Linked DNA regions of Homo sapiens: region 2 is linked to region 1. The links are chromatin loops, found by intact Hi-C in ENCODE. Cell type or tissue: dorsolateral prefrontal cortex. All regions are shown on one strand. Links, peaks and the distances in the headings refer to the core of each region. The heading gives the core; the rest is flanking DNA.

Region 1 (9,661 bases), core at 4,475-6,974:
AAGGAAGACTCTTTGAGGAAGGGGCTATGCTTAAGGGCATCTTCATATTCCTGCCTTGGTACACATGGGTCACCTTATACATATTGAATTAAATTAATGTGGGAAGGAGGGTACTTGGCAAGGAAAGGGATGGATAGACAGATGAAGAGTCTAGCTCAGCTCTCTCGGGACATGGCATGTGAGAATATATAGCAAATGATTTTCAAGGGATTGAGGTACCATACATAAGGGGATCACACTCTGTTCTTCTCTTTGAATAACTACTCCTTTTGCCTTTGGGCCATCCCCCAAGGAATTATTTCCTGCCTTAGAGTTACAGGCCACAGAATCTCCTGATCTGCTGGAGGCTGCCTTAGAATCAACCAGGAAGCATTTGTTAAACCACTGTACAAATAATGGGCACAGATAGGAATCACAAGCAGTCCTTGCCCTCAAGGCGCTCCCAGCCCAGTGAGAAAGACACTGGTGGGTTTTGCCTCTCTGTCCAGAAGGCCCTTACACCCTTCCTTTCCTGGCACATTCCTACTCCTCCTATCCAGTCTTGATCAGGCCTTCCTAATACATGGTCCCATAGCATCTATTCTTTTCCTTCACAGCATTTTTCACAGTTTTAATTATATAGTTTTTTCTGTGTTTTACTTAAATGTTTCTATTCCTTGAGACTAAGTTCAATGGAGAAAGGGACAATGTCTGTTGTGTTTGTTTATGTTTCTCCAGCTCCTGGCACAATAACTGGCACATTGTAGGCATTTAAAATATAATTTATAGACAAATAAGAATGCTTGTGGCTGTCCCTCCAAGAACTTGGATTCCAGTGGAGGAGATGGTGCCAACTGCAGTGCTCAGTTCTGTACCAAAGGGATAGGAAAGTGCACGGTTGGTTTTGGGAGTGAGATGGAGAATAATCTGGACTAGAAAGAGGTACCTGGGATGACTTTATAGGGAAAAAAAAGTTAGAAAATCAGGAAGACTAGAAAGGAAAAAAGAAAAGCCATTCATAGGTTTAATATAGACAACCATTTTGGTAAATTTCAGCCTCTTCCCCCTTTTTCTCTTTCTTTAAAAATATGTTACTTCATGCTTTAAAGTATTTCATGAATACAGAAAAACATAGAGAATAATATAACCTCCACCTAGCTTAGTCAAATCTTAACATTTTGCTAGCTTTGATTTACATTAAAAGAAAAAATGATATAAAATAGAATAGAACATTGCACATAGAGTTGATGCTCCCCTGTGTGCCTCTCCCAGATGCCATTCCCTCATCTTTTTTTTTTTTTTTCTTTTTCTTTTTTTTTTGTGAGACAGGGTCTCATTCTGTCACCCAGGCTGGAGTGCAGCAGCATGATCTCGACTCACTGCCCCCTCCACCTCCCAGGCTCAAGTCATCCTCCCGCCTCAGTCTCCTGAGTAGCTGGGACTACAGGCACACGCCACCACACCCAGCTAGTTTTTGTATTCTTTTTTTTATAGAGATGGGGTTTTGCCATGTTGCCCAGTCTGGTCTTGAACTCCTGAACTCAAGCGATCTGCCCGCCTCGGCCTCCCAAAGTGCTGGAATTACAGGCGTTAAGCCACTGTGCCAAGCCTCCCCATCTTCTTTCTGCAGAACCACCATCATCCCGAAGTGTGTGTTTGTATCTCCCATGTAGGAAAGATGGGGAGGCCTGGCGTGGTGGCTTAATGCCTGTAATCCCAGCACTTTGGGGAAACTGAGTTGGGCGGATTGCTTGAGCTCAAGAGTTCGAGACCGGTCTGGGCAACATGGCCAAACCCCATCTCTACAAAAAATACAAAAATTAGCCTGGTGTGGTGGTGCATGCCTGTACACACTATTGATATATACATATATATATAGTGTAAGTATTTACATATATATATACACACATATATATACACACACACATATATATATAAACTATATATTGTTTGTATATTATTAAAACTACATTTGGTTTGAAGATTTTGAACTTTGCATAGTATGGTATCATACTGTGTATATATTTCTGTGGCTTGCTTTTTTCATTTAGCCTTTCGTGTGAGATTTAGCCATGTAGATGTGTATAGCAGTAATTCTTTCAGTTTTGTTGTATGATATTTTAGGACTACACTACAGTTTATCCATTCTTCTGTCAATGAGAGGTTTTGGTTATTTTCAACATTGTGGTATGTGTCTCGTGCATGTTTGACAGCTTTTCTAGGGTTTGTACTGTTAAAAGAAAAACCTTAGACAAATTAAATATAATAGAATTTAATTGAATGAAGAACAGTTTGTGAATCGGGCAGCCCCCAAACTAGACCAGGATTAGAGAAGCTAGGATTAGTATAGTCACGTGGTTGAAGATTTATGGACAGAAAAAGAAAGGTGCCATACAGAAAATGGAAGTGAGGTGCAGAAACCGTCGGATTGGTTATAGTTCATTGTTGGTCTTATTTGAATATAGTTTGGCAGTTGGCTGCCTCTGATTGGCTGAAACTAGGTGATTGGCACAAGAGTAGGTTATAGTTTGTTTATGTATTTAGTTAGGTTATAGTTTCTTATGTATAGAGAAACCTTTAAGCTGAATTTAAAATACATAAGGAGGCAGGTTTAGACTAAATTTAATTGAATGGTTTTTCCTTTTTGATCAGTCTCTCAAAATTTCACTTTTGAGAGATTGACCAAAACTTTAGGCATTAATGTCACTTTGGTTTTAAATTTTACTAGGAAATAGTAGACCAGTGGACTTTGCAAGGTGGGAACAAGGACTTCAGATAATTTTTTTGTAAGGGTTAGAGTAGAGGGAACCTTTTTTTGTTGGAATTTTTTGCTTATAGGAGAAAAAATCTGGTCTGTTTTAAACTTATTTTTTTTTAAGTTTTAGTTTGATTATATCATATTTAGTATAAGTGATTGTATTTTGGTTGGTTTGGTCTGTTGGGGCTTAGTGTAGGAGTTTAGTCTAAAATAATGGCCTCGCATAGCAGCTTTAGGCTAAACTGAATTTAACAGCACCTGCAGGTGGAACAGCTGACGTGTAGGGTCCTACATTTCCTCAGCTTCACTGGACGTTGCCAGATCATTCTCCAGAGCAGCTTTGAGGTTTCAGCTCCTGACAGCACTGTCTCAGAATTTCTGTTGCCTCATATTCTTGCCAAGACTTGGTACTGTCAGACTTTCAAATTTTTGCCAATGTGAAATAGTACATTTCCTTCATTTCTAGTGAATTTGGGCATCACTTCTTATGTTTATTTGGCTGTTTCCGTTTCCTCTTTTGGGGCTTGTCAGATTTTCTTTTGTATGTTCTTTTTCTTATGTATGTTTATATCCTTATATATCTCAGATTAACCTTTTGTTGATATTTTGCATTTCCTGTTTTCCATAGTTCACATATGTTCTCCATCATGGCTTATCTTTCCACTTTGTGGTATGCTTTGTTGGGTGCCAGTTTCACATTATAATCAAGTCATACTTGTCAGTCTGTTCATTTATGGTTGGTGCTTTTTACATCATGTTTAATCCCTCCGTTCTCTAAGTACTTTGGGGTCATAAAGAGATCCTACCATGTTTCCTTCTAAAAGTTTGTTCTGTTTTTTTTCAGTGTAGGTCTAATCCATGTGCAATTTATTTCTGTGTGTGCATATAAGATAGAGAAAATTTTCCACGTGAGTAAACTGGTTGCACAAGCCAGTGTCACTGATTGCATAGTCTTATCTTTTTCCCCACTGATTTGTGATGCCACCTTATCACGTATTCAGTTTCCTTAGTATACATGGGCAGCTTCATCGGTTTATAATACATTCTTTTAAAATAATATATGCTTGTGTCACTTCTGCACTATCTTAATCACTGTGGCTTTATATATTGATACATTATGCAAGGCCCTGTTAAGAACCTTGAGTGGATGGTTATGATTGGAACTTAGTGTGTGGGGGATAGAATAGTGGGTGGTTGTGCTAGGAAAGTAGGTGGACTTGATTTTGTGGAGGGCTTTGAGGAGAACTCTGAGGACACAGGTAAGGTCTGTCTGTGGGACCATGGGTCACTGGGTGCTGGTAGATATAGAAGTAGGGCCTGGGCTATAATCTTTCAGCAGCAATGAGTGGTTTTTTTCAAAGAAGATTAAGGGTCTCAAGAAGTTATTTGTGCATTCCACATAAACTCATATATATGTATAGTATATTTTTTCCAGAAGTCTTTTTGATTAACTCTTCTTTAAGCTGTTGCTCTCTTAAAACCTCACCTCAAATTTCTCTTACATCAGAAACTCTTTAAAACTGGTTATTGTGAGTGTTCTTTGCTTTGGTGTTACAGTCTTCATTTGAAAGCTGGTTCTTAGCATTGTCATTTTCTTTTTCAGTTAATATGGCTTTTTTTTTTTTTACATTGAGCTTTAGGCTTATTTTTTCCCCTTTCTACTTTGTACTGAATTGAATCAGAAAAAAAAAGAATGCTATTTTTAAGTGCCATTATTCTTTTGAAGAAAAGCTTCCATTTAAAATGTTTGTCTGAACTGTAAGGGGTTTCTGTCAACCACTTCTGCTTCTGCTGAGAATGAGTAACATGACCTTTTTTTCTGTTTTAAAGAACAAGAGCGATGTCACGATGCTCCAAATGTTTGTTGTATTCCTTATTTTGGTGACATTTGAACTCTTATTAAGTAGAATTGAGTTAGTAAAAATTAAATAAGTTAGAGAAAATTGACTACTACTTAGATTGTTAACCTCTTATGCAAACTCTAGTGCTTCTGTGGTGTTTGAAAAGGAAGTATAAAAAGAGTTGCAGAATGAGGGGAAAAGCCCTGAAAGCGTTTTTGTTTTTGTTTTTTTCAAATTGGAAATGTCTTTATTCTCTTTGCAGACTGTAAAGGTAGCACACGCTCATTATAAAAATTTGACGCAATACCAAAGGGTGTAGAATAGCACTCCCCCATAGAGTTTTCTGCAATGATGGAAATGTTCTATTTTGTACCATCAGTGTAGTAACCATTAACCATATGTGGCCGTCAAGCCCTTAAAATGTGACAGGTGCAATTGTAGAACTGAGTTTTTTAATTTAATTGTAATTGATTTATATTTAAGTAGAACATGTGGTGAGTAGCTACTGTATGGTACACTCAGAGATAGCCGGTTGGGTGTGTACATTCTCTGTCACTCTCTACCAGCCTCCTGACTTTCTTCTCTCTTTTACCTCTGCTCTGTCCCTTTTTTCTCACCTCCTGTCTCTGTTTCTTTGGCATGCAGCCTGCCAGGCTGCCTCCACTCTCCCTGCCTTCCCCGTTCTTTCTCTTGTTCTTTCTATGTAAGTGTTATATATATACACATAGGACATTCTGTTCAGCAGTTAACTTTTTCTATTTAATTATGTATCATGGACATTTTCCCCTTTCAGTACATATGGATCTGTTTTTTTTTTTTCAATAATAGCGTAATTTCAGTGGAATTAATGTACCAACTTTTTTTTTATTATACTTTAAGTTCTGGGGTACATGTGTAGAATATGCAGTTTTGTTACATGTATATACACGTGCCATGGTGGTTTGCTGCACCCATCAGCCGGTCACCTACCTTAGGTATTTCTCCTAATGCTATCCCTCCCCTAGCCCCCTACCCTGCAACAGGCCCTGGTGTGTGATGTTTCCCTCCCTGTGTCCATGTGTTCTTATTATTCAGCTCCCACTTATGAGTGAGAACATGCGGTGTTTGGTTTTCTGTTCTTATGTTAGTTTGCTGAGAGTGATGGTGTCCAGCTTCATCCATGTCCCTGCAAAGGATATGAACTCATCCTTTTTTATGGCTGCATAGTATTCCGTGGTGTATATATGTGCCACATTTATTTTCTTTATCCAGTCTATCATTGACGGACATTTGGGTTGGTTTCAAGTCTTTGCTATTGTGAATAGTGCCACAGTAAACATATGTGTGCATGTGTCTTTATAGTAGAATGATTTATAATCCTTTGGGTATATACACAGTAATGGGATTGCTGGGTCTAATTGTATTTCTAGTTCTAGATCCTTGAGGAATCACCACACTGTCTTCGACAATGGTTGAACTAATTTACACTCCCACCAACAGTGTAAAAGCATTCCTATTTCTCCACATCCTCTCCAGCATCTGTTGTTTCCTGACTTTTTAATGATCACCATTCTTACTGGCGTGAGATGGTATCTCATTGTAGTTTTGATTTGCATTTCTCTAATGACCAGTGATGACGAGCATTTTTTCATATGTTTGTTGGCTGCATAAATATCTTCTTTTGAGAAGTGTCGGTTCACACCCTTTGCTCACTTTTTGATGGGGTTGTTTGTTTTTTTCTTGTAAATTTGTTTAAGTTCTTTGTAGATTCTGGATATTAGCCCTTTGTCAGATGGATAGATTGCAAAAATTTTCTCCCATTCTGTAGGTTGCCTGTTCACTCTGATGATAGTTTCTTTTGCTGTTCACAAGCTCTTTAGTTTAATTAGATGCCATTGGCTTTTGTTGCCGTTGCTTTTGGTGTTTTAGACATGAAGTCCTTGCCATGCCTATGTCCTAAATGGTATTGCCTAGGTTTTCTTCTAGAATTTTTATGGTTTTAGGTCTTACATTTAAGTCTTTAATCTATCTTGAGTTAATTTTTGTATAAGATGTAAGGAAGGGGCCCAGTTTCAGTTTTCTGCATGTGGCTAGCCAGTTTTCCCAACACCATTTATTAAATAGGGAATCCTTTCCCCATTGCTTGTTTGTATAGGTTTGTCAGGTTGTTGATGTATGGTCTTATTTCTGAGGCCTCTGTTCTGTTCCATTGGTCTATATATCTGTTTTGGTACTAGTACCATGCTGTTTTGGTTACTAGCCCTGTCATATAGTTTGAAGTCAGGTAGTGTGATGCCTCCAGCTTTGTTCTTTTTGCTTAGGATTGTCTTGGCTATGAGGGCTCCTTTTGGGTTCCATATGAAGTTTAAAGTAGTTTTTTCCAATTCTGTGAAGAAAGTCAATGGTATCTTGATGGGGATAGCATTGAATCTATAAATTACTTAGGGCAGTGTGGCCATTTTCACGATATTGATTCTTCCTATCCATGAGCATGGAATGTTTTTCCATTTGTTTTTGCCCTCTCTTATTTCCTTGAGCAGTGGTTTCTAGTTCTCCTTGAAGAGATCCCTCACATCCCTTGTAAGTTGTATTCCTAGGTATTTTATTCTTTCAGTAGCAATTGTGAATGGGAGTTCACTCATGATTTGGCTCTCTGTCTGTTATTGGTGTATAAGAATACTTGTGATTTTTGCACATTGATTTTGTATCCTGAGACTTTGCTGAAGTTGCTTATCAGCTTAAGGAGATTTCGGGCTGAGATGATGGGGTTTTCTAAATATATAATCATGTTATCTGCAAACAGAGACAATTTGACTTCCTCTTTTCCTATTCGAATACCCTTTATTTCTTTCTCTTGCCTGATTGCTCTGGCCAGAACTTCCAATACTGTGTTGAATAGGAGTGGTGAGAGAGGGCATCCTTGTCTTGTGCCAGTTTTCAAAGGGAATGCTTCCAGTTTTTGCCCATTCGGTATGATATTGGCTATGGATTTGTCATAAGTAGCTCTTACTATTTTGAGATATGGTCCATCAATACCTAGTTTATTGAGAGTTTTTAGCATGAAGCGGTGTTGAATTTTGTCAAAGGCATTTTCTGCATCTATTGAGATAATCATGTGGTTTTTGTCATTAGTTCTGTTTATATGATGGATTACGTTTATTGATTTGCATATGTTGAACCAGCCTTGCATCCCAGGGATGAAGCCGACTCGTGGTGGATGAGCTTTTTGATGTGCTGCTGGATTCGGTTTGCCAGTATTTTATCGAGGACTTTTGCATCGATATTCATCAGGGATATTGGCCAGAAATTTTCTTTTTTTGTTGTGTCTCTGCCAGGTTTTACGGTATCAGGATGATGCTGGCCTCATAAAATGAGTTAGGAAACATTCTCTCTTTTTCTGTTGTTTGGAACAGTTTCGGAAGGAATGTGTATTAACATGTGTTAACCCTACTGATGGGTAGTAGGTTGTTTTCAGTTTTTTTTCCTATAAAATATTTTTTAACCACTACAGTATTTCCTGTTATATGTTTTCCTTTGTGTTTTCTGCGTACCTTGCTGGTGTATAGGGTTGAATTGTTCAAAACTGAAATCTGCGTTTTCTTTTGTACTTTGATACCTAGTAGAATTCCCTTAGAACTTCAAATAAAGACCCCACTGGAATCCTTGGCTGCAGCCTACAGGTTAAGGTTGGCATATTGTCTTTCACTAGTGCAGTAATAATGGTTCTGATTGCTTGCTGTCCGGTGTGCTAAAGAGAAAGAGACTGGAATGTTACATCAACATGGATGAATGCCCACTGTTGTCTCTCTCAGAGAGGTGGGCTGGCTGCAACTGCCTCTGCCTTTCTTGAGGCCACCTCGGCAAGGGTGTGTGCAAAGGCAGCACTAGGCACACCTGCTGCCAGCCCCTCCAGCAAGGCCATTTCTGTTTCATGGGCAAAATTCCTGGGGGTAAATACTGTGGGCTTGAGGTCTCATCTTAGATTTCAGAGAAAATCTGAATTCGGTTTAATGGCAATCTAGCCTGGCAAACAGATTCTGCTTATGTCAGCTGGAGCGGGCAGCTTGGAGGGGAACCCCCAGAGGTGCTGTGCCTAGCAGTAGGGATGGGTGAGAGTGAGCAGACTCTTCTCTAGCAAGCACCTCTGTTTTTCCAGTTGGTAGTTTTTTACAGTGTCTCCCAGAAATTTTGTAAACATATTGTTTCCACTCACCTGATAAAACCTTCTAAATCTTTTTCTTTTTGGAATAACTTGTTTCATGAAATTGTTGGTAGTAGTTGCTTTTCTTATTTGGCAAATGGGTTTTTGTACTTTACGTCTGTCTGAGGTTTATAATATGCTGAGGTCATTTCCAAGTGATTTTTCAAGTGATGGTTAACATTTTTCATCTTTATCTGAAAAATATTTCTCTTAAGGACAGTGATGTATTTATAGGAAATAATTAAAATAATGCCGCTTGAAAAACAAAGAGTTTGCGGAACACAGAAACCTGAGCTGCCCTCCCTTTCCTTAGTTTAGTCATTTCCAGCACAGAAATTGTAACCCTGAATAATTACTTTCAAGGACTACACTCAAACTTCTTAACTTCTCTGGCTACTCTAAGGAAAAGCTAAAGAGATAATGTGGTAAGGAATAAAAAGTACATGGAGAAATTTATTTTACTGATTGAACTTTAGAAAATAAAGCCTTAGGAAATTCTTAATTCACTAAGATTAGTTTGGTTACCTAGTTTCAAGAAGTAACTTTAGAAACAATACCCACTCTCTAAAAGCCAGAGGGTTTTTTTTTCCTTTTTAAAAAAACCTTAGTTTATATGTATAGCCGTGTTATGTTGCCAGATACCTAGAAATCCAAATGTCTGTTAAATCCCAAATATTGGATTTAACAATGCAAAATATAAATATTAATTTCAACCTCTGTTACTTTAAGAGCTAACCTGTATTATGCCTGGGCTAGGAAAACTTTAAAACCCTATTATCATTTATTCATCAGAATATTTTTCTTTGTGTGTCAGAACAGTTGGTAGAAATAAACTTTTTTTATTTGGAAGTTTGAAGTTTAATTAGAAAGTCAAGACAAGCTAGAAAGGGGGTTAAATTTTTT
Region 2 (9,661 bases), core at 2,669-5,168, 120 kb before region 1:
CAGTGCTCTTCCCTGCCGTGGTTTGGAAATCAGAGAACAGCCCCCAGGCAGTTTGCTGCTCCCAGAGCCACAGCAGTGCAATGGCAGTTCCCGACAGAGGCGTCTCCCAGCCTGCTCTGCAGAGCATGCACGTAGGTCCTGGCAGGGAAGACCACTGCTTGAGCCCCTCTGCATTCACCAGCAGAGCTGGGGCCGGCCGGCCTGCCTGCCTGCCTGCCTCCCTCCCTCCCTCCCTCCCTCCCTCCCTTCCTTCCTTCCTTCCTCTACACTTCTTTCCTTCTTCCTTCCCTCCCTGCCATGCTACAATAGCCTTTGCCTGGAGACTAGAGGGGGGAAACTCAAAAGTATGCAGGCACCAAACACTGCATTTCATGAGGGAATGAGGCTGGATGTGAGACGATAGGGAATGGTGAGGACTGTTCCCTAAGTACCTGCCTAAGGAGGCCTTGCACTAGCTCCAGCCAACTGGTGTTTCAAGGGAACCTGGGCAACTTCCAGATTTTTAAAAATCTCAATGCAGGACAAGCAAAAACCCATCTGTGGGCCTCCAGTCTGTGGAGGAGAGCCAAGCAGGGTCCATAATGCGGGTTTGTGAGACAGTTGCATTTGAGGGTTCGTTGGGTGGTTTTGGCAGCAGAATGGAGGACTGGTGGGAGGCAGGCAGGGACTGTGGACAGCAAGCCATGAGCCCCAGGAGCTCCTTGGAGAAGCCAGAAGGCTTGGTGGCAGCCCCGGACCTTGATTTCTGTAGGACCTTCATCCAGTGGATGGGAGAATGGCTAGCTGGACCGCAGACAAGTAACCGGGGTGGAGGGAATGGACTGTCACTTTTCCCTTGGTTCCCAAAGCCGCCCATCCTGTTCCATGATGCCAGGCCCTAGGCCAGAAGGACCACAGGTTAATCAGGGTCAGGCACTGAACAGATGGGGCCTCAAGGGATCCCAGAGGTCCACGGGTGAAGCTAGAATGATGTATCGCTTTTCAGCTAAGTTGCAACCGCAGGGAGTCACGGTGGGGTTACTGTGGGTCGGGTGGAAGTGGCGTAAAGAAGGCCTGTGCTCTGACCTCCTTTGGGGACATTCAGGGGCACCATGATCAGGCTCTCCCCCACTGGCCAGGATGGCCAGGACACAGCCCACGGGGCCCCATGGGGCTCTGTCTCCCTGCTCCCTTTCCCATTGGCCACAAAGACTTTGGATGACATTGAGACCTGAGCCAGACACAGGGACTGCAACCTTCCCAAAACAAACCAGCCAAGTCCCAGAGGGAGTGAAGGAATGGCCGAGTGCTGAGCTCTGTGCTGCAACTGACATTTGGAAGAGGAAGCTTCAGGGCCCAAAGCTCAGAGAATGCACTTCCTGGGTTCTGTTCAGTCACTGGAATTACCTCCATGACAGCTTTCTCCAGAAGCTCCTCTGGGCAGTCAGCATTTCCATCTACCCTGGTCAGCATAGAACCAGCTCCCATCTGTCCACCTGGATCTCAGTCTCAGTTTCTGAGGCCCGGTTCTCCCCCAGGGGCTGGGCTGCAATCAGCAGGGACTAAATCTCACTGCCAAGGGCCTGGGCCAAGGCATCCAACTCTCTGTGCTCCAGGAAGGGCTGAAGGAGCCTGCATGACTGGAGGTGGGAAGGCTACATCCAGATCCTCACACACCATCATCCCATTCCTTGGCCCCTGGGGGCTGGCACTGCCCTGTGAGCCTCCAGGAACTGATGAACAACAGCTGAGAACACAAAAACGATCCATGGAGAATGACAGAGCCAGCTTATTTCTACATTTCTTTGTTTTTTAAAGTAATGAAGGGAGCTCTCTTCAGAAGCCTTTGGTTCCCTTGGCTTTTCAAAGTAGTAAGGAAGGGAGGAAGGAAGTTGAGGCTCTTAAAGTCAGTTCTACTCAGGGAGTACTGATTGATGGCCGATCACACACCGTGCAAAGGAATGTAGGGTCCAGTACAACCTGCATCACCCAGAAAGATTCAGCAGAGAGTGAGAGCCTCGTCCTCAGCAGGCAGGGGAAGCCAGGCACCTTGCAAGGGCTTCTGCATTCCATCATCACTAGTTTCAAGGAGCAGGTGGTATGATTCCCATTTAGCAGATGGGAAAGTAAAGCCCAGAGGTATTTAGTAATTGTTGAGAGGCCATGCTGGTAATGAGGGCAGAGCGGGGACTCAAACCAGGGCTGTCTGGATGGTTGCAAAGGCCGTACTATTTTCTGCAGAACACCAACTATGGGAAAGCATGTTCCGGAGATGGTCCCAGAGATTGCTGGATTCAATACAGGAAATGTTTTATTGAGTGTGGGGAACCTGAAAGGGACCAGCTTTTCCAGTCCAGGGCCCCCTTAGGCCAGTCCCCCAATTCATCCATCAAATACACATGTCCAGTTTCTGCAGCATTGGAAAATGCCTGGGAAATTATTTCACAAAGAATTTCAAGCAAACAGAAAAGGTATGTGGGATAATATCATGTTCCACTGCCAAGCTTAAGAATGAATGTTACGGCTGGGTGTGGTGGCTCATGCCTGTAATCCCAGCACTTTGAGAGGCTGAGGCGGGTGGGTCACTTGAGATCAGGAGTTGGAGACCATCCTGGCCAACATGGTGAAACCGCATCTCTGCTAAAAATACAAAAATTAGCCGGGTGTGGTGGCTCACACCTGTAATCCCAGCACTTTAGGAGGCTGAAGCGGGTGGATCACCTGAGATCAAGAGTTCGAGACCAGCCTGACCAACATGATGAAAACTTGTCTCTACTAAATACAGAAAAATTAGCTGGGCGTGGTGGCGCATGCCTATAATCCCAGCTACTTGGGAGGCTGAGGCAGGAGAACCACTTGAAGCCGGGAGGCGGAGGTTGCAGCGAGCCGAGATTGTGTCATTGCACTCCAGCCTGGGCAACAAGAGCAAAACTCGTCTCAAAAGAAAAAAAAAAATACAAAAATTAGCTGGTTGTGGTAGCACGCGCCTGTAATCATGGCTACTCCGGAGGCTGAGGCATAAGAATCGCTTGACCAGAGGCAGAGGTTGCAGTGAGCTGAGATCACGCCACTGCACTCCAGCCTGGGCAGCAGAGTGAGACTCTGTCTCAAAAAAAAAAAAAGAAACGTTAGAATTATAGTTGAAGCAGCCTGTGTCTCTCTCATGCACTAACCATTTGTGCCCTTATAATCCACATGCATGTCTTTCTGCGTTCGCTGCCCTTGTATGTGTTCTAAACAATAGTATTGTTTGCATGTTTCAATATTTTCATATAAATGATATGTTGTATGTATCCATATGCAACTTTTTTTTTTTTAAAGAGCTTTATTAGCTGGGTGTGGTGGCTCATGCCTGTAATTCCAGCAATTTGGAAGGCCAAGGCAAGAGGATTACTTGAGCCAAGGAGTTCAAGACCAGCCTGGGCAACATAGCAAGACCTCATCTCTACAAAAAATAAACAAAATTAGCTGGGTATGGTGGCAAATGCCTATAGTCTCAGCTACTTGGGAGGCTGAGGTGGGGGGATTGCTTGAGCTCAAGAGTTCAAGGCTGCAGTGAGCTATGATCGCACCACTGCACTCCGGCCTGGGCAACAGAGTGAGACCCTGTCTATTAAAATAAAGAAACAAAGAAAAGAAAACCAGCTTTATTGAGATGTAATTCGTACACCGTACAAGTCACCAATTTAAAATGTACAAGTCAATGGCTTTCAGTAAATTCAGAGTTGTACTGCCATCACTACAATCAATTTCAGAACACTTTCGTTACCCCAAAAAGAAACACGGCCACCTTCTCAGCCATCACCCACCAGTCTCCCCATCCTCTCTTGGCAACTCCTAATTTCCTTTCTGTCTCTATAGAAAGGAAGTGTTCCTATTCTAGACGTTCCATATATGGAATTCCACAGATGGAATGCCATTTATAATGGAATCATGGACCTTTGAATCTGACTTCCTTCACTTAACATCATGCTTTTAAGTTCCCCCATGTTGCGGCAGGGATCAGTTCTTCATTATTGACAAAGAATGTTTCATCATATGTATAAAGCACATTTTATTTATTCACTCATCAGTTTACCATTTGGGTGATTTCCACTTTTGGCTATTATGAATAATACGGCTATGAACATTCATGTACAAGTTTTTGTGTGGACATATGTTTTCATTTCTCTTCTATATACCTACGAGGGAAGTTGCTGAGTCATATGGTAACTCTAAGTTTTTGAGAAACTGCCAAACAGTTTTTCAAAGCTCTGTGCTACTTTACATTCCCACCAGCAATGTGTGATGATGGTTCGAATTTCACTACCTCCTTGCCAACAGTTATTACGATCTGTCTTTTTTATTATAGCCACCCTAGTGGGTGTGAAGTGGTATCTCATCATCTCATCATGGTTTTGATTTGCTTTTCCCTGATGGCAAATGATGTTGAGCATCTTTTCAAGTGTTTATCGGCCATTTATTTATCTTCTTTGGAGAAACGTCTATTCAGATCCTTTGCCTGTTTTTAATGGGGTTATTTGTCTTTTTATTATTGAGTGGTAATCATTCTTTATAGATTCTAGGCACAAGTCTCTTATCAGATATACAATTTGTGAAAATTTTCTCTCATTCTGTGGGTTGTCTTCACTTTTTTGACGTCTTTGAAGCACAAAAGTTTTCCATTTTAAAGTCCAATTTAGCTGGGCATGGCGGTACATGTTTGTAGTCCCAGCAACTCAGGAGGCTGAGGTAGGAGGATCACTTGAGCCTAGGATTTCAAGTCCAGCCTGGGCAACATAACAAGACCCCATCTCTTAAAAAAATAAAGTCCAATTTTTCTATTTTTTCTTTTGTTGCTTATGCTTTGGGTATCATATCTTAGAATCCATTGACTAATCCAAGGTCATGAAGATTTCCTCCTATGTTTTCTTCTAAGAGTTTTATAGTTTTAATGCTTGCATTTAGGTCTTTGATCCATTTTGAATTAGTTTTTGTTTATGGTGTGAGTTAAGGGTCTCACTTCATTCTTTTGAATGTAGCTACTCCGTTGTCCTACCACCATATTTAAAACAGAATTGTGTTGGCTGCCTCGTAGAAAATCAATTGATCAGAAATGTGAAGGTTTATTTCTGGACTGTCAAGCCTAGTCAAGTGATCTATATGTCTGTCCTTATGTCAATTTCATAGTATCTGATTACTATAGCTTTGTACTAAGTTTTAGTACTCAGGAAGTATGAACCCTCCAACTTTGTTCTTTTTGAAGGTTAACTGCTCTGATTCTCTTGAATTTCCATATGAATTTTAGGATTGGTTTGTTAACTTCTGCAAAAAAGTTAGCTGGTATTTTGAAAGGATGGCATTGAATCTGTAGATCAATTTGAGAAGTTTTGCTATCTTAATATTAAACTTTTCCATCTATAAACATGGGATGTCTTTCCATTTATTTAGGTCTTCTTTAGTTTCTTTCAACAATGTTATATAGTTTTGCAATGTAAAAAGCCTCATACTTCTTTGGTTAAATGTATTCCTAAGTATTTCATTCTTTTTTAAAATTTTATGTATTTATTTATTTTCATTTAGAGACAGGGTCTCTCTCTCTGACACCCAGGCTGGAGTACAGTGGCCAGATCATAGCTCACTGCAGCCTCAATCTCCTGAGTTCAAGTGATCCTCCCACCTCAACCTCCTGAGTAACTAGGACTGCAGGCATGGCCACTACACCTGGCTAATTTTTTAAAATTTTTGGTAGAGATAGAGTCTTGCCGTGTTGCTCAGGTGGTCTCAAACTCCTGGGCTTGAGTGATCCTCCTTCCTCAGCCTCCCATAGTGCTGGGATTAACTGGCATGAGCCACCATGCCTGGCCTTATTTTTTATCCTTTTTGATGCTCTTGTGAATGAATTTTTCTTAATTTCGTTCTAAATTTTCTTCTTTTCAACATATAGAAGAACTACAGCTGGTTTTTGCATATTGATCTTGTATCCTGCAACCATACTAAACTTGTTTAGTCATTCAAATAGTTTTTGGTAGCTTCTTCATAATCTTCTATGTACAAGGTTATGACAACTGTCAAACAGAGACAGTTTTATTTCTTCCTTTCCAATCTGGATACCTCTTCTTTTCTCTTGCCTACTTGTTCTGCCTAGAATTTTCCAGAACAATGTTGAATAGCAGTGGCAGTAGTAGACATCCTTTTCTTGTTTCTGATTTTAGAGGGAAAGCTTTCAGTCTTTCACGATTAAGTGTGATGTTAGCTCTGGGTTTTTCATAGATGCCCTTTATCTGGTTGAGGAAGTTCCCTCCTATTCCTAGGATACTGAGTGTTTTTATTGTGAAGCATATGTTTTGCTCTTCTCCCCCCAACAACGTGAGTTTTATCCACGTGTCACTGTGGTTTGCAATGTCGACTTTCACTAAAGATGTTGTAGGGCAGATAAAGGAGAAGGTTAAATCACATATCACCCCTCTTCTCTAATTACATCTTCTTTATCTCTCTCAAGCTACCTAGCATTTGCCCCTGCCACGACTCCCCCTTCCACCCCTGCCCCAGGCAAACTCTCTCCTCTTTCATCCACTTGCTCACCAGAGGGCTTTTAGCAAAACAGAAACCCTCTTCCTTTTTCATCCATCTGGAGATAAATAAAGGAGAGTGGGAGTTCCAAAGAAGAATCCCTTCACTCTGCTTGGTGGGGAGAAGGTAGAACAGCAAATCTTCCTGAAGGAGGGTGTGTTTGAGCTTAGATTAGAAGCTGGGTAGGATGCTGCCAGGGAAGGAAGAAATAGCTTGAGCAAAGACATCTCAGGTTGTGCCCTGATGAAAGGGAATTTAGCCCCCAACAAGGTCCAGGCAGTTTAGCCTCAACAGTTCTTACAAGGATCTTCTATTCATATGATAATTACATGGAGTGGATCTCAGTAGACTTGCTATGATATGATTTATTTTCTTTTTTGAGACAGGATCTTGCTCTGTCACCCAGGCTGGGGTGCAATGGCAGGATCATGGCTCACTGCAGCCTCAACTTCAAGCAATCCCCCTGCCTCAGCTTCCCGAGTAGCTGGGGCCACAGGCTCAGGCTACCATAATTTTTTAATTTTTTGTAGAGATGGGGATTTGCCATGTTGCCCAGGCTGGTCTTGAACTCGTGGACTCAAGTGATCCTCCCACTTCAGCTTCCCACAGTGCTGGGATTACAGGTGCGTGCCACCATGCCTGGCTATTTTTATACAGATGAGGTCTCCCTATGTTGCCTAGGCTGGTCTCGAACTCCTGGGCTCAGGCAATCCTCCTGCCTCAGCCTCCCAAAATGCTGGGATTATAGGCATGAGCCACCATGCCTGGCCTTCATTTCTGACCTCTAGAGTTGCCTTGTCCAATATGGTAGGCATTAGCCACATGTGGCCATTCAAGTGTAAATTAAGTAAAATTAAATAGCATTAAACATTTACTTCCTATTTGCACTAGATACATCTCAATAGCCACATGTAGTTAGTGGTTACCGTATTGGATAGCACAGCTATAGAACATTTCTGTTACCACAGAAAGATCTATTGGACAGTGTATTCTAGTATTGGAGGGAAGAAAGCTGTAATGAAGATGACTGAGGGGTCTGAGCCAGACAGGTGGGCCCCAGGCATAAGGTGAAGATGGCCTGGCCTGGGCGTTAGTAGGCTGGGTGCCAGTTCTGGCTCTGCCACCCCTGTTCCTGTCACTTTTGGACAAATCTCTTCCCTTTTCTGGTTTTCCCATTGTTGAGAAAATGAAATTGTTGGGCGATGTCATCCCAGGAGCCCAGGCAATGATTGACAGATTCTGTGGTTGTTTAGCCAGAAAGGGATGTATTCAGCTGTTTCTTCCAGATGTAGAGAAAAGAGCCTTGGACTCAGGAAGAAAGCAGCTGGTTCTGGTGCTACCCAGCTGAGCCATCATGGGCAAGTCACTTCACCTCTCTGAACCCCATTTCCACATCTGTGAAAGTGGGTGAGAGGGTTTTGGGAGGATGAATTGAGAGGAGTTAAAGGAAAGCACTCTGAGAAAAGAAGAGGGATAACATGATGTGGCCAGGTCAGCTCAAGTGGGAAAGTTAGCATAAACAAAGCTAAATGGGTTTATTTGCTACAGGATTTCTCAGAACCCTTAATATGCTAATGTGCACTGTGAATCCCTAAGTATTTCCTAAATTAATAAGAGCACAGAATTCCTTTTAAAATAAAATTATTATTGCCAGGTGTGGTGGCTCACGCCTGTAATCCCAGCACTTTGGGAGGCTGAGGCGGGCAGATCACTTGAGGTCAGCCTGGCCAACATGGTGAAACCCCGTCTCTACTAAAAATACAAAAATTAGCTGGGCGTGGTGGTGGGCGCCTGTAATCCCAACTACTGGGGAGGCTGAAGCAGAAGAATCACTTGAACCCAGAAGGTGGAGGTTGCAGTGAGCCAAGATCATGCCACTGGACTCCAGCCTAAGCAACAGAGTGAGACTCCGTCTCACAAATAATAATAATAATTCTTGCAAGGAATGCTCACAGGCATTCGTTATTGTTACAGGGAACCCACTTGGGAATTGCCCTTGGACAGGGATAGAGCACTTTCCTTGGCCACAGCTTGGACTAATGGCTGTCACCCAGCATTGCCCCTGAAAAATGTCTGGTCTTAGGAAGAATTGGAAAGATCTGGGTTAGATGACATCATGGAGATGGCTTAGAGTGCAGGCAGCCTCCAGAGGAAAGTGGGAGGGAAAAGTGAAAATCTGGAGAAGGTGAGGGTGGCAGCGAGAACGTACTGTTTACTCAACGCAGGTGCAAACTACAGGGCAGGCAACGACCTTGACATTTTCTTTTTCTTTTTTTTCTTTTTTTTTTTTTGAGACAGAGTCTCGGGCAGGCAACAACCTTGACATTTTCTTTTTCTTTCTTTCTTTTTTTTTTTTTTTTTGAGACAGAGTCTCGCTCTGTCACCCAGGCTGGAGTGCAGTGGTGGAATCTCAGCTCACTGCAACCTCTGCCTCCCGGGTTCAAGCGATTCTCCTGCCTCAGCCTCCCAAGTAGCTGGGACTACAGGCACCTGCCACCACGCCTGGCTAATTTTTTGTATTTTTAGTAGAGATGGGGTTTCTCCGTGTTAGCCAGGATGGTCTCGATCTCCTGACCTCGAGATCTGCCCACCTTGGCCTCCCAAAGTGCTGGGATAACAGGCGTGAGCCACCGCGCCCGGCTGACCTTGACATTTTCATAGGCATCATTTCCCATCCTCAGGACAACTCTGAGAAGCAGATGGTGTCATACCCATTTCCCAGATGAGAAAATGGAAGCTCAGGGGGTTAAGCAATGTATGAACGTTTAACATGCAGTAAATGGTAGAACTGGGATTTGAACTCAGGGCTGCCTGAGTCCAAAGCCCATACTCTAACCCCTCTGCCTCAGGGTGCCTAAAATGTCATGGCCCTGGAGCTTTCAGCCTGTAGGGGATGAGAAGGCAAACCGCCTGTGGTTTGTAAATCTAATATTATCATCTGACTTTTTCCTGATATCTTAGTGAGGTCTTTTCAATGGAATAAGCTTAATACGTTATCCTCCCCCAGTCTTCCCAGTTTCCCATCAAATAAAGATGATTCAAGAGGCCCCAAATGCAGAGCTAAAATCAGCCTTTCATCCTTGCCACCTCCCACCTCTCACTCCTCTGGGAATTGCTAGGATTTAGGAGG

The links. A loop is a pair of places that touch in the nucleus more often than their neighbours do. Peaks named below come from ENCODE experiments on the same cell type or tissue, not always from the same donor. Only the 100,000 strongest peaks of a DNase experiment are listed, where the experiment ranks them.
Region 2: it touches region 1 in a loop (6-fold over the local background); 2 of 110 quality-filtered maps call a loop at or near these places.

The regions. Positions count from the first base shown.
Region 1 is chr16:14,116,854-14,126,514 of GRCh38, forward strand. All of the region lies in intron 2 of MRTFB (myocardin related transcription factor B), which reads left to right. Among named protein-coding and RNA genes, the nearest start is that of MRTFB, 50 kb to the left of the region's middle. In dorsolateral prefrontal cortex, for the core only: no CTCF peak of the experiment used is centred there; no DNase peak of the experiment used is centred there; H3K27ac peaks cover 1,508 bases.
Region 2 is chr16:14,003,425-14,013,085 of GRCh38, forward strand. It overlaps LINC02185 (long intergenic non-protein coding RNA 2185), which reads right to left. Exons shown (of 3, transcript NR_110909.1): 3 at 5,852-6,373. It also overlaps a transcript of MRTFB not described here. Among named protein-coding and RNA genes, the nearest start is that of LINC02185, 7.8 kb to the right of the region's middle. In dorsolateral prefrontal cortex, for the core only: no CTCF peak of the experiment used is centred there; no DNase peak of the experiment used is centred there; H3K27ac peaks cover 871 bases.